Regions from separate parts of the Homo sapiens genome. Here region 2 is linked to region 1. A link is a loop called in an ENCODE intact Hi-C map of the cell type or tissue named here. Cell type or tissue: Caco-2. All regions are shown on one strand. Each heading gives the region's core, and the rest is flanking DNA. Links, peaks and the distances in the headings are about the cores only. Region 1 has its middle 12 kb from the start of LINC01581. Region 2 overlaps LINC01580 (long intergenic non-protein coding RNA 1580).

Region 1 (5,394 bases), core at 236-5,235:
AACTTGGCTAACCGATACAAGAGACCTAGCCTTTGGCCTACCTCTGCTTTTGACATGCCTTCCTTAGTAAGCTTAATCAATTCATGGAAAAATATGCAGCCATGAAAAGGAACAAGATCATGTCCTTTACTGGGACATGGATGAAGCTGGAAGCTGTTATCCTCAGCAAACTAACACAGGAACAGAAAACCAAACACAACATGTTCTCACTTATAAGAGGGAGCTGAGCAATGAGAACACATGGACACAGAGAGGGGAACAACACTTACTGGGGGCTGTCAGGGGAGGGCAGGGGGTGGGGATGGCATTAGAAAAAGAGCTAATGGATGCCCGGCTTAATACCTAGGTGATGGGTTGATGGGTGCAGCAAACCACCATGGAACACGTTTACCTATGTAACAAACCTGCACATCCTGCACATGTACCCCAGAACTTAAAAAGAAAATAGTGAGAGATGTAGTACTCTTCCTTTCCCTCAAACACTTAATTGGCCTAATTCCAATATTGTTATGTCTCAAGGAAGTAGGAGGCCTGGGGAGAAGGAGACAGAGGGGGCAACAACCCCCATCATAATATGCACACCATTCATCAATCACCTTTGCTGTCTTCTATGGGCATGGCTTGTGGCATCTCAAAACAACTGCAATAGTAACATCAAAAGTCAGTGATCATAGATCACCATAATGAATACAATTATAATGAAGTAGGTTGAAATATTGTGAGAATTGCCAAAATGTGACACAAAGACATGAAGTGGGCAAATGCTGTTAGAAAATGGTGCCAATGAACTTTCTCAATACAGGGTTCCAACAAACCTTTAATTTGTAAAACACACACACACATACACACAATATCTGCAAAGCAAAATAAAGCGATGTCCAATAGTCCAAACACAAACATTATTGTGTTTACTTATTGTAAACACAAGTTGGATATTGTCTCTCTCTGTGCAAATGCCCTGTGGCTCCTTTACATGATGAAATGTCCACTTTTTGGCAAGGTCTACAAGCCTATGGATGTGGTTCCTTGCTCCTTTGGGTCGTTTCCATTATTGTTTGCCAAAAACATAGTAGTCCTTATAGATTCTCAGAAATGGCATGCTCCTGCATGCCTTGGTACCATGTTGCATTTATTTTCTTTACTTAGAATGATATTTGCCTTCCACTCCCACATGTCTGCCTTGCAAGTACCTGGATCTTTCTTTATACACAGTTGACTCTTGAACGATGCAGGGGTTTAGAGGCACCAAACCCCTTGCAGTTGAAAATCTGCATATAATTTTTGATTCCTCAAAAATGTAAATACTAATAGTCTACTGTTGACCAAAAGCCTTACCAATAACATACAGTTGATTAACAAATATTTTGTGTATGTGTTACATACTGTATTCTTACAATGAAGTATGTTAGAGAAAAAAATGTTATTAAGACAATCATAAGGAAGAGAAAATATATTTGCTGTTCATTAAGTGGAAGTGGATGTAGATCATTATAAAAATTATCCTCTTCATTTTCATATTGAGTAGGCTGAGGAGAAGGAAGAAGAGGAGGGGTTGGTTTTATTGTCTCAGGAGTGGCAGAGGTGAAAAAAAAATCCACCGATAAGTGGATCCATGTAATTCAAACCCGTGTTGTCAAGGGTCAACAGTACGTTCCTTGAAAGCCACTGTGTTCTCACTGGAGAAAACTTGTGGGGATCCCTCTTCTGCTACCCTTTGGACGCTCTCGCATAATCTAAATTGCCTTTCTTACTTTAATTGCATGCTTGTATCTCCTCATTTAAGAGTGCACATCTTGAAGCAATGAGGGCTCTTTAATTTGAAATCAAAACTAACTCAGCACACTGCACCTAAACACTCAGCAAATTTTGAACACACAGATGAATGTAATCTAGTGCCACTAGCTGGCATGTTACCCAGGTTCATGAATCAGAGTGCTCACCAAGTCACCAAATGGGTTCTTAAAAATACAGATATTGGAGATCAGCCCAAGACACACTTAATCAGAGTTTCTGAGCTGGAATCCAAGACATGGGTTTCTGACAAGCACCTCCGTTGATTCTGAAGCAGCCAGCAAAAAACAGTCGAGAATCATTAATCCAAACCATTTCAGATGCATGATTGCGTTCTCTTATTCTCGAAGATAACTGGTTCTCAACTCTCTTGGGTACAAATCTGCATTTGTTTGTAGCACCAAGATTCTATGGCGTCATAGACATTGAACTGGTAATGTTGCAGCTATCCACAGATAATTAGCCACTGTTAGTGTCACTTGTGAACCGTTTGGTGGCTATTTCCATAGTCAAGTTAAGTTCCGGGCCTTTGAGCTCTTTAGTACACGTCATGCTGTCTTAGAATAGCCCACAAGATGGCAACATGATTTCATGAAATGGTGCTGGGGCTATTTCATGGACTTAGCCACAAGGTGACAGCATTGCACGGTGTTCTGAGTTGACTAGAAGGCTCCAAAAACTACTTAGACTGTTTTTCTAATTGAAAAAGCCTTATAACCCAACTTGATTTAAAAGCAAGCTTTACTTTCTCAGAATTTTCTAAAGGTGACTGTTTAAAAGATCACATCCACTATGGGATTTGTGTTGTTTCAGGTAAAACAGTATATCTCTTGACAGGTTAGTACCTGAAATGTGAGCAGAAATGTTTTTATAGGTTTGCTTTCTCATAAAATGAAAAATTTCCACGAATAGGATGACACAATCCATCTTTGTCAATGGTTAATGACTTCAGATGAGGGCTAGATGCAGGCTTTGAAAGGTTTGTAAGGTTTGTAACGATTTGTAAGGCACAAATCCATTCCCCTAGGGTGCAGTCCTTCAGGGGACCAAGGACACCAGGAGCTGGAGGCCTCCTGTAAAGCAGCCAGCAGCACTTGCCCGGGGCTCTGACCATTCCCAGGCAAGACTATGGGTCAGCCCTACCAGAGTCTCCAGATTTTTAAGAAGACTGGATATTTTCTTGTGGAGTTTCCCAAATCTCCAATATTGGCAACTAACACCAGTAATTTACAGCAGGACAAACAAAATACAACTGTGAGCCAAATTCAACCTCGGCCTGCCAGCTAGCAGCTTCTGTGTTCCTGGAAGAGTTAGGAAGACCAGAAGTTGGGCTGGAGGGGGTCAGAAGGGGATGACTGGGGGCCGGGACGGCAACAGTTTGCCTTTGGTTTTCTCCCGGGAAAAGAACGTTTAAATAATCTCTCAAACACTCATCAACGTATCAACGTAAGAGAACACAGATTTCGATGAAAGTATTGTTTTATTCAAAGGAGTCTGCAAAAGAAGTATCCACTATTTGAATTTTTAAATAGTATTAAAACATCTCCTTAGATTATTTTTCTTGGCTTTACTGGTGGGGGAATCATGCTTCTACTTGTGCCATAGGAATATTTTCATAAGTAATAATTGCCTTAATATTTCTATGTGACTCATTTAATTTTTTGTCTATATTGGAAATTTGTCATTTTTCCTGATTATGAAAGTAATACACATCCCTTGGGGACAGGAAGTGGGGGGACCTCAAAGAATATATAAACACTTTATAAACAATAAAAAGTAATTAATATTCCCTTGCAATGCTCCCCCTCTCTCTCATCATGGTAAAAACTTTGTGTGTGATTTTTCAGACTTTTTTCTGTGTATATAAAAACACATCAATATGAGATAAATATGCAAATCTAAGTTTTCATGGTTTTGGGGTTTTGTTACAAAGACATATAATACTGGTTTTTAATTTATCTTTTCACAAAATAGTATCATTGATGAATTGATTGATGTATTGATTTGATTCTTCTTGGAAATCATTATCCACAATAGACAGAACAGATCTGTGTTCACATTGGAGCCCCACCATTTACCGGTAGTATTAGATGAAATCCTCACCTAGTTTGTACCTTTAATGTAAATATTTCTGGTATTTCACAATTAAGCATAAGGCTGGCTTTGGTTTAATATGTATAATATTTTTAACATGTTGAGCAAGTGTTCACCTATCTATTGAAATAAAATGATTAATTTTTTAATTTTAAACAAAACTTTATTTTTTTATGCTTAAAGTGATTGTTATTGTTTTTTTTTCTTTTTTTATTATTATTATAGTTTAAGTTTTAGGGTACATGTGCACAATGTGCAGGTTAGTTACATAGGTATACATGTGCCATGCTGGTGCGCTGCACCCACTAACTCGTCATCTAGCATTAGGTATATCTCCAATGCTATCCCTCCCCCCTCCCCCCACCCCACCACAGTCCCCAGAGTGTGATGTTCCCCTTCCTGTGTCCATGTGATCTCATTGTTCAATTCCCACCTATGAGTGAGAATATGCGGTGTTTGGTTTTTTGTTCTTGCGAGAGTTTGCTGAGAATGATGATTTCCAATTTCATCCATGTCCCTGCAAAGGACATGAACTCATCATTTTTTATGGCTGCATAGTAAAATGATTAATTTGATTTTAAATTGTGCATGGCCATCAACTCATTAAATGCCATCTTGATGTCTGTTGAGATATTTATGACTTTTTCTTGAACTTTCAATATGGTGAGTTCTTTTAATAGATTTCCTATTGAGAATCTATTCTTGCATCTTGGTACAAACTTTTCTTCACTGTAGCATATTTTTCTTATAATGCTCTGCTCAATTCTTTGATAGGATGTGAGACTGTACCAAGTTTTATTTCTTCAGTTTTTATGCAGACCTTCTATGATTTGGTATGATTATTATGCTGGCCTTACAAATATGATTTTGGATGTTTTTCTTTTGCAATGAAACATTTAAAATGGCATCAGCATAACCTTTTCTTTAATAATGTGAAAGGAATTTGTATCAGTGGGCCTGGTGCTTTTTAGGATATAAAGCTCTTAGACAGCTTTCTTAATTTCTTTAAGAAATTTCTTATAGAAATCATCTTAAGTTTTGGGGCATATTGCAGTCACTTAGAGATTTCTTTCGAAAATCCTTATGCTGAAGCTCAACATAAACAGTTAAATTAGAATATCTGGGGGTATGTGCGTACATTAGTTTAGTTTGGTTAAGCTTTTATTTTTAAACCAACCTCCTCCTACTTCCATAATTCTAATGTGCAGCCAGGATTGAGAAATGCTACTTAGATCTCTATCTCGTTTGAGTCAATTTCAATAAGTAAAGACTTCATCTACATCATCTATGTTTAGTCGCTGTTTTTTTATGCGCACTGCTGAATATATACGTGTGTGTTATATTTGTATGGTAGATTTTCTTTCCAAGTTAGATTTGTCGGTAGTTGATCTGGTTCTAAAGATAGAACCAAGCTGGGCATGGTGGCTCACACCTGTAATCCCAGTGCTTTGAGAGGCCAAGGCAGGAGGAGTTCAAGACCAGCTTGGGCAACATAGCAATATCCTGTCT
Region 2 (5,394 bases), core at 246-5,245, 140 kb after region 1:
ATCCAAATGAAGTACTCCTTTGGTGGGGGAGTCATCCTGTCTCCTCTCCATGACTCTCCCATCCGTGCAATAATGTTTTTTGTGTGTGACCCACATACTGTGAAAGAGGGCAGGAGGAAGCAGTAGGTTGAAGGAAAACAGGAAAATGTGTTGAGGTTATCAGTCAAGTAGACACTCTTTTCTCCCCACCCCTCCAGAGTTTATCACCAATCCAACAGGTTAGTCAACTGTATTTTCTTTTTATGTAAAAGGCTATATAATTTACCAGCCCTGGGAGTTAGAAGGATAAAGCTCTATAGTATCATAGCTAAATATGTGGCTATAAGGCATTCAGAGTTCTAAACACTAGACAGTGGTAAAATAAAAGAAGTTGGGGCATTTGAGGGTCTGGGGTGACTTCTCTCTTGGGTTGAAAAAATAATTCAAATGTGAATGTTCCAAGGGCAATGCAAAGCCAGGCTCAAAGCTTTTAGTGCCAATAGGTCCTAATTTGTGGGTGGGAGAGAGCAGCAGGCAGCCCCTAGCCTGGGCAATGATCTCCTAGTCAGGCAGTGCCAACAGATAAAGACACTGTAAAGTGTCTTGTAAAGTAATTCCAATAAGAGGTGGCCAGGACTAACTAAGGGGATTCGATGGTACTGGAGCCATAAAGGAGGGAGTCTGTAGGACAATGAGAGATATTGAGAGAGGGAAGAACATTAGGGACAAAGAGTAATGTATGCATAAAGAAGAATGATGAGCCACAAGGCTTAATACACTTAGAAAAGTATATACTTTTATACCCTGAAAATTCAGTGTTCTACTGTACTGAGTCTCATCCTGGTATGGTGATCTTGATGCTGTTGGTAGATGTTCTCGTTCTCCTGGGAACACGGTGGGACAAAGCTTGTTTGCTTCTTTGAAGCTACGTACAGCCATGTGATTTGACTTGGCTAATAAAAGGACTAAAGTGATGTGCATCACGTATGAACTAAACTTTTAAGACCCACATTTTCTTCCTACTGCTGTGGGAATAGTGAAAGTGCATGTTGTAATGAAGTGCACATGATAGAGGGACCATGGTGAGTGAGCCAAGCTCCTCTGACAATCTTCATCGGACGTCATGATAGTTAATTTTATGTGTCAGCTTGACTGGGCTAAGGGATGCCCACATAGCTGGTAAAACATTATTACTGGGTGTATCTGTGAGTGTGTTTCCAGGAGAGACTGGCATTTGAATCAATAGGATGAGTAAAGAAGATTGCCTTCCCCAATGTGAGCACCATCCAATCCATTCATGGCCAGAATAGAACAAAAAGATAAAGAAAGGGTGAATTTGCGCTCTCCCCTTGGGTCTTCTATCTTCTCCTGTACTTGGACATCAGAGCTTCTTTGAACATCAGGACTCAAACCATTCTCCCTACTGTCCCTGTTCTCAGACCTTTGGCCACAGAATGAGAATTATACCATTGATTTCCCTGGTTTTTGGACCCTTGGAATAGGACTTAATTATACTACTAGCTTTTCTGGCTGTATTAGGCCACCCTTGCATTGCCATAAAGAAATACCTGAGGCTCAGTAGTTTACAAAGAAAAGAGGTTTAATTGGCTTATGGCTCTATAGGCTGTACAGGAAGCATAGCTTCAGCATCAGCTTCTGGGGAGGCCTCAGGAAGCTTACAATCATGGCAGAAAGTGAAGTGGGTGCAAGCACTTCACAAGGTGAAGCAGGAGCAAGCAAGAGAGAGAGGAATGTGCCACATACTCTTAAATAACCAGATCTCATTAGAACTCACTCACTATCATGAAGGCAGCACCAAGAGGATGGTGCTAAATCATTCATGAGAAATCTACCCCCATGACCCGAACACCTCCCACCAAGCCCCACCTCCAACATCGGGGATTACAATTCAACATGAGATTTGAGTGGGGACAAGTATCCAAACTATTTCACTGACTCTCTAGCTTGCAGATGGCATATTTTAAGACTTCTCAGCTTCCATAACCACGTGAGCCTATTCTCATAATAAATCTCTTATATCTTTCTATGTATGTATGCATCTATGAATCTATGTATCTATATATGTATGTACATATTTATCTAATCTATCATCTATCTATCCTATTTTTCTCTGTTTCTCTGGAGAACCCTGACTAAAATAAATACCTAGAATAATTCAGAATTAAATTTTGTTGTATAATTCACTGAGATTTGGGGGTGGTATGATTTTTCAGCATACCTTAGTCCATTCCAACTGATACTCTTGCAACTGCTAATGTGTTTGGGAGTATCTGAAAAACTCTTTTACATTTTCAAAGCTATACCTGATTAGTGGCAAACTCCAAGGACTCAGCAGCAGATTGATAAAGGAGGCAAAGAGATGTTCTATCTTGACAATTACATCTTTATTCCTGGATTAAAGACCCTCTTACTCACCCTATTTACCACCTCTTGCCTTCATCTCTAGGCAAATTGGACTGGGACTTTAGGCTGGCTTTCTTCCATAAAGCTCTTTCAAGATGGTCTCCTCCGGGAAGAGTCTCCACAACGAAAGCTGGAAAAGGTTTCCTTAACTCCAGACAGATGAGCTCAGAGAACCACAAGAGGGCAGGTGTTCCCTAAATCAGATCTGATGGCTGCCTGGTTCAGACATTGGACTTTAAATTTAAATACTAGTTCAAGACTAACCCTTATTTTCAGTAAAGACAACATAGATGAGCACCGGGTTTGGAATAAGAAAATAACAGTTCTAATGCAGAGATGAGTCTTTGATAAGACTGGATGAACTCAAGGATTTGAAACAGTTTTCTGGGGATCCTTAGAGGCGCCAAGGAAATAACTGAGAAGGCAAGGGGAAGCCCGAACAGAGAGAGTGCAGGTCTGCATCTCAGCTTCCCAGTGCTTCTCGGCTTTATTGTCAACTATTGTGCTTCTCAGGAAGATATTGGTTAAGAGAGGTTTATTTAGCTCTAATCATTTATGACTTAATTATTTTACCCTTACAAGTGAAAAGCTTGTATCTGACCCTGAGCCACCATTTTTTCACCCATTTTTTTGAGGGGGAGGAGACAGAAACATGGCTTTTTAAAATCAGAATCTATCTGGGTTTGAATCTCAATTTTACTTTGGTTAAATGACTTTGGGTAAATTAAGACCCACTAAATCTCAACATGCTAGAAAATCTAATCACCCCATAACTAAAACTCTGCCAAAATATCTATTGCTTGTAATTGTGGAAAGGGATTTCCAAAGGGGTTCTATGTATATTAAAAATTAATATCCCATTACATATATTTATGCAAATGTATATATAATGGGATATTAATTTATAATATATATAGAACTCATTTGGAAATCACTTATATATAAAATATATAATATATATTATAATAGGATATATTTTATATTATATAATATATATGGGAATATATATGGGATAATGGGATATATATTATATATTATAAAAAATATATATTATAATGGGATACATTATATATTATAAAATATAATATATAATGGGATATTAATACATATAATGGGATATTAGAGATAGATGTTTTAGTAAGGAAAACAACTGAGACTTTGAAATGGGCTCAGAACAAAAAGTGAGTGACTATCCTGTCTAGCTCATCCATCTCTTGTTCATAGAAATGCAAATCAATTGTGACTGGTGGAATGCAACCAATTATTGCCTCATGGATAGACCATCAATTTGTAAATTCATTTCAGATTCCTAATTTCCTACATATGCCTCTGCTTTTTATACCAATTATAACATTTACCCGTTCTCTTATTAATTAATAAGCTAATAAAGTCTTTGATACCTGTTCATTTTATATCTATATAAAATTCACAATTATACCATGTCTTAAAAATTATCTTAATAGTTTCAAAGACATCTTACTCTTCTAGCTTTGACCAGAAAAATGAGGAAATGAAGAGAGAGAGAAAGTACATTATATTTTTATAAGGTTTTTGACTCCAAAGAGACATCCCAAATTGCCATTTTCATGTTTCCAACTCTAACGAGTATATAAACCCTGGGAAAATCTCAAGTTATATCTTTTGGTTTATAATGAAGATGCCTAAGGCTCAGGAAAGAAAGAGATTACAATAGTTAAAATCTGGGGGGGGAAATCATGAATTTAAAAATGTTTTTCCTCTGTGTGTCTTTAAAACATAAACATAGAAGATTTATTTTGTAAATCAAGTGTTTGTTCCTTCTGACCGCCCAGGCTCTGGATCATTTTCCTATAGGATTCCACAGGCCATCGTTTTATGGATGTATTCATGGACACATCTGGATGTGCAGAGCAGGATGGTCCAGTACGTCCTCCTTAGACAGGGCAGACAGCCAGCCTTGCCGTAGATCTTTCCATTATCCATGGTGTCCCTCTTGCTCAATGATGTGCAGCTGAAGGAATTGTTTGGGAGAAATGAGACCCAGGGGAGAGCAAAGGAACTCAACATTGTAAATTAAGAGAGACACTCATGGCCTTTCCAACCAGAGGAAAATAAACAGGGTTACAATGAGAACACAAAAAATCTGTCTGGAAAATCCAGTATACGCCCAGAAATCTAGTTTTCTTCCAAAGATTGATAGATGAAGATTTAATAATTCCCCAATATAGTAACTGACACATTAAAATAGAATTTCATAGAATTAAATTTTTTTCTTAAGTCTCATAGGAGAAAGAAATTTAAAAACCATCACATACCTATAAATGGAACATGATAAATGCATATGGAAAAAAGAGCAAATAACTGGGGTAAAACATTTTTTAGAGAAATAAATTGTAAGAAAAAAAAAAAACTTTTGACTTAAAAATTTTCTTCACTGTTAGACCAGAGAAATGACAGTTGTATTCTAAGTAGTGGTATTAGTAATAGGAGTTCTATATCATTATTTCTTTTAGTTTTGTGTTTCTCCTGTTAAGTCTAGGATCTTATACTATCTCTAAAGCAGTTAGGTCACTAACAACCTATGAAAACACATGTAGTATTCCTGGGGACATTCTTTCCAGAAGGCTGAAATTCCTTACATAGAAAGAATCTTTCACAACCATTGGTTAAGGTAAAAATACAAAACTAAAATAAAACTCCCATATTTGAAGAAAAACAATGAGATTCTCTACTTATTCAATAGTAAAGATTAATTTGTTGTTCAGGCCTTAAAATATGCAGGGCACACAGGCACTGAGAGGATACCCAGTTGCTATGGATGACATTGCTATCCAATGTAAGAGAGTGACCTGACAGTCTAGATACATTTCTGGAGGGCAACTAACAACACTTACGACAACCCTTAAAGATTTACATAGCTTTTTCCTTGGCAATTTTCACTTAATGCAATGTGTCCTAGGGAAAAAAAGCATAGACGAACCTAAGGATTTAGCAGTGGGATTGTTTAACACA

What was found. Peaks named below come from ENCODE experiments on the same cell type or tissue, not always from the same donor. Only the 100,000 strongest peaks of a DNase experiment are listed, where the experiment ranks them.
Region 2: it touches region 1 in a loop (8-fold over the local background); 3 of 110 quality-filtered maps call a loop at or near these places.

Annotation. Positions count from the first base shown.
Region 1 is chr15:94,117,091-94,122,484 of GRCh38, reverse strand. No RefSeq gene overlaps it. Among named protein-coding and RNA genes, the nearest start is that of LINC01581, 12 kb to the right of the region's middle. In Caco-2, for the core only: a CTCF peak has its summit at 2,408 (motif pointing right); DNase peaks (open chromatin) are centred at 2,404 and 2,864.
Region 2 is chr15:93,972,459-93,977,852 of GRCh38, reverse strand. The region is part of intron 2 of LINC01580 (long intergenic non-protein coding RNA 1580); the gene reads right to left. It overlaps LINC01581 (long intergenic non-protein coding RNA 1581), which reads left to right. Exons shown (of 9, transcript NR_120320.1): 5 at 2,447-2,857. Among named protein-coding and RNA genes, the nearest start is that of LINC01580, 74 kb to the right of the region's middle. In Caco-2, for the core only: a CTCF peak has its summit at 2,555 (motif pointing right); a DNase peak (open chromatin) is centred at 2,562.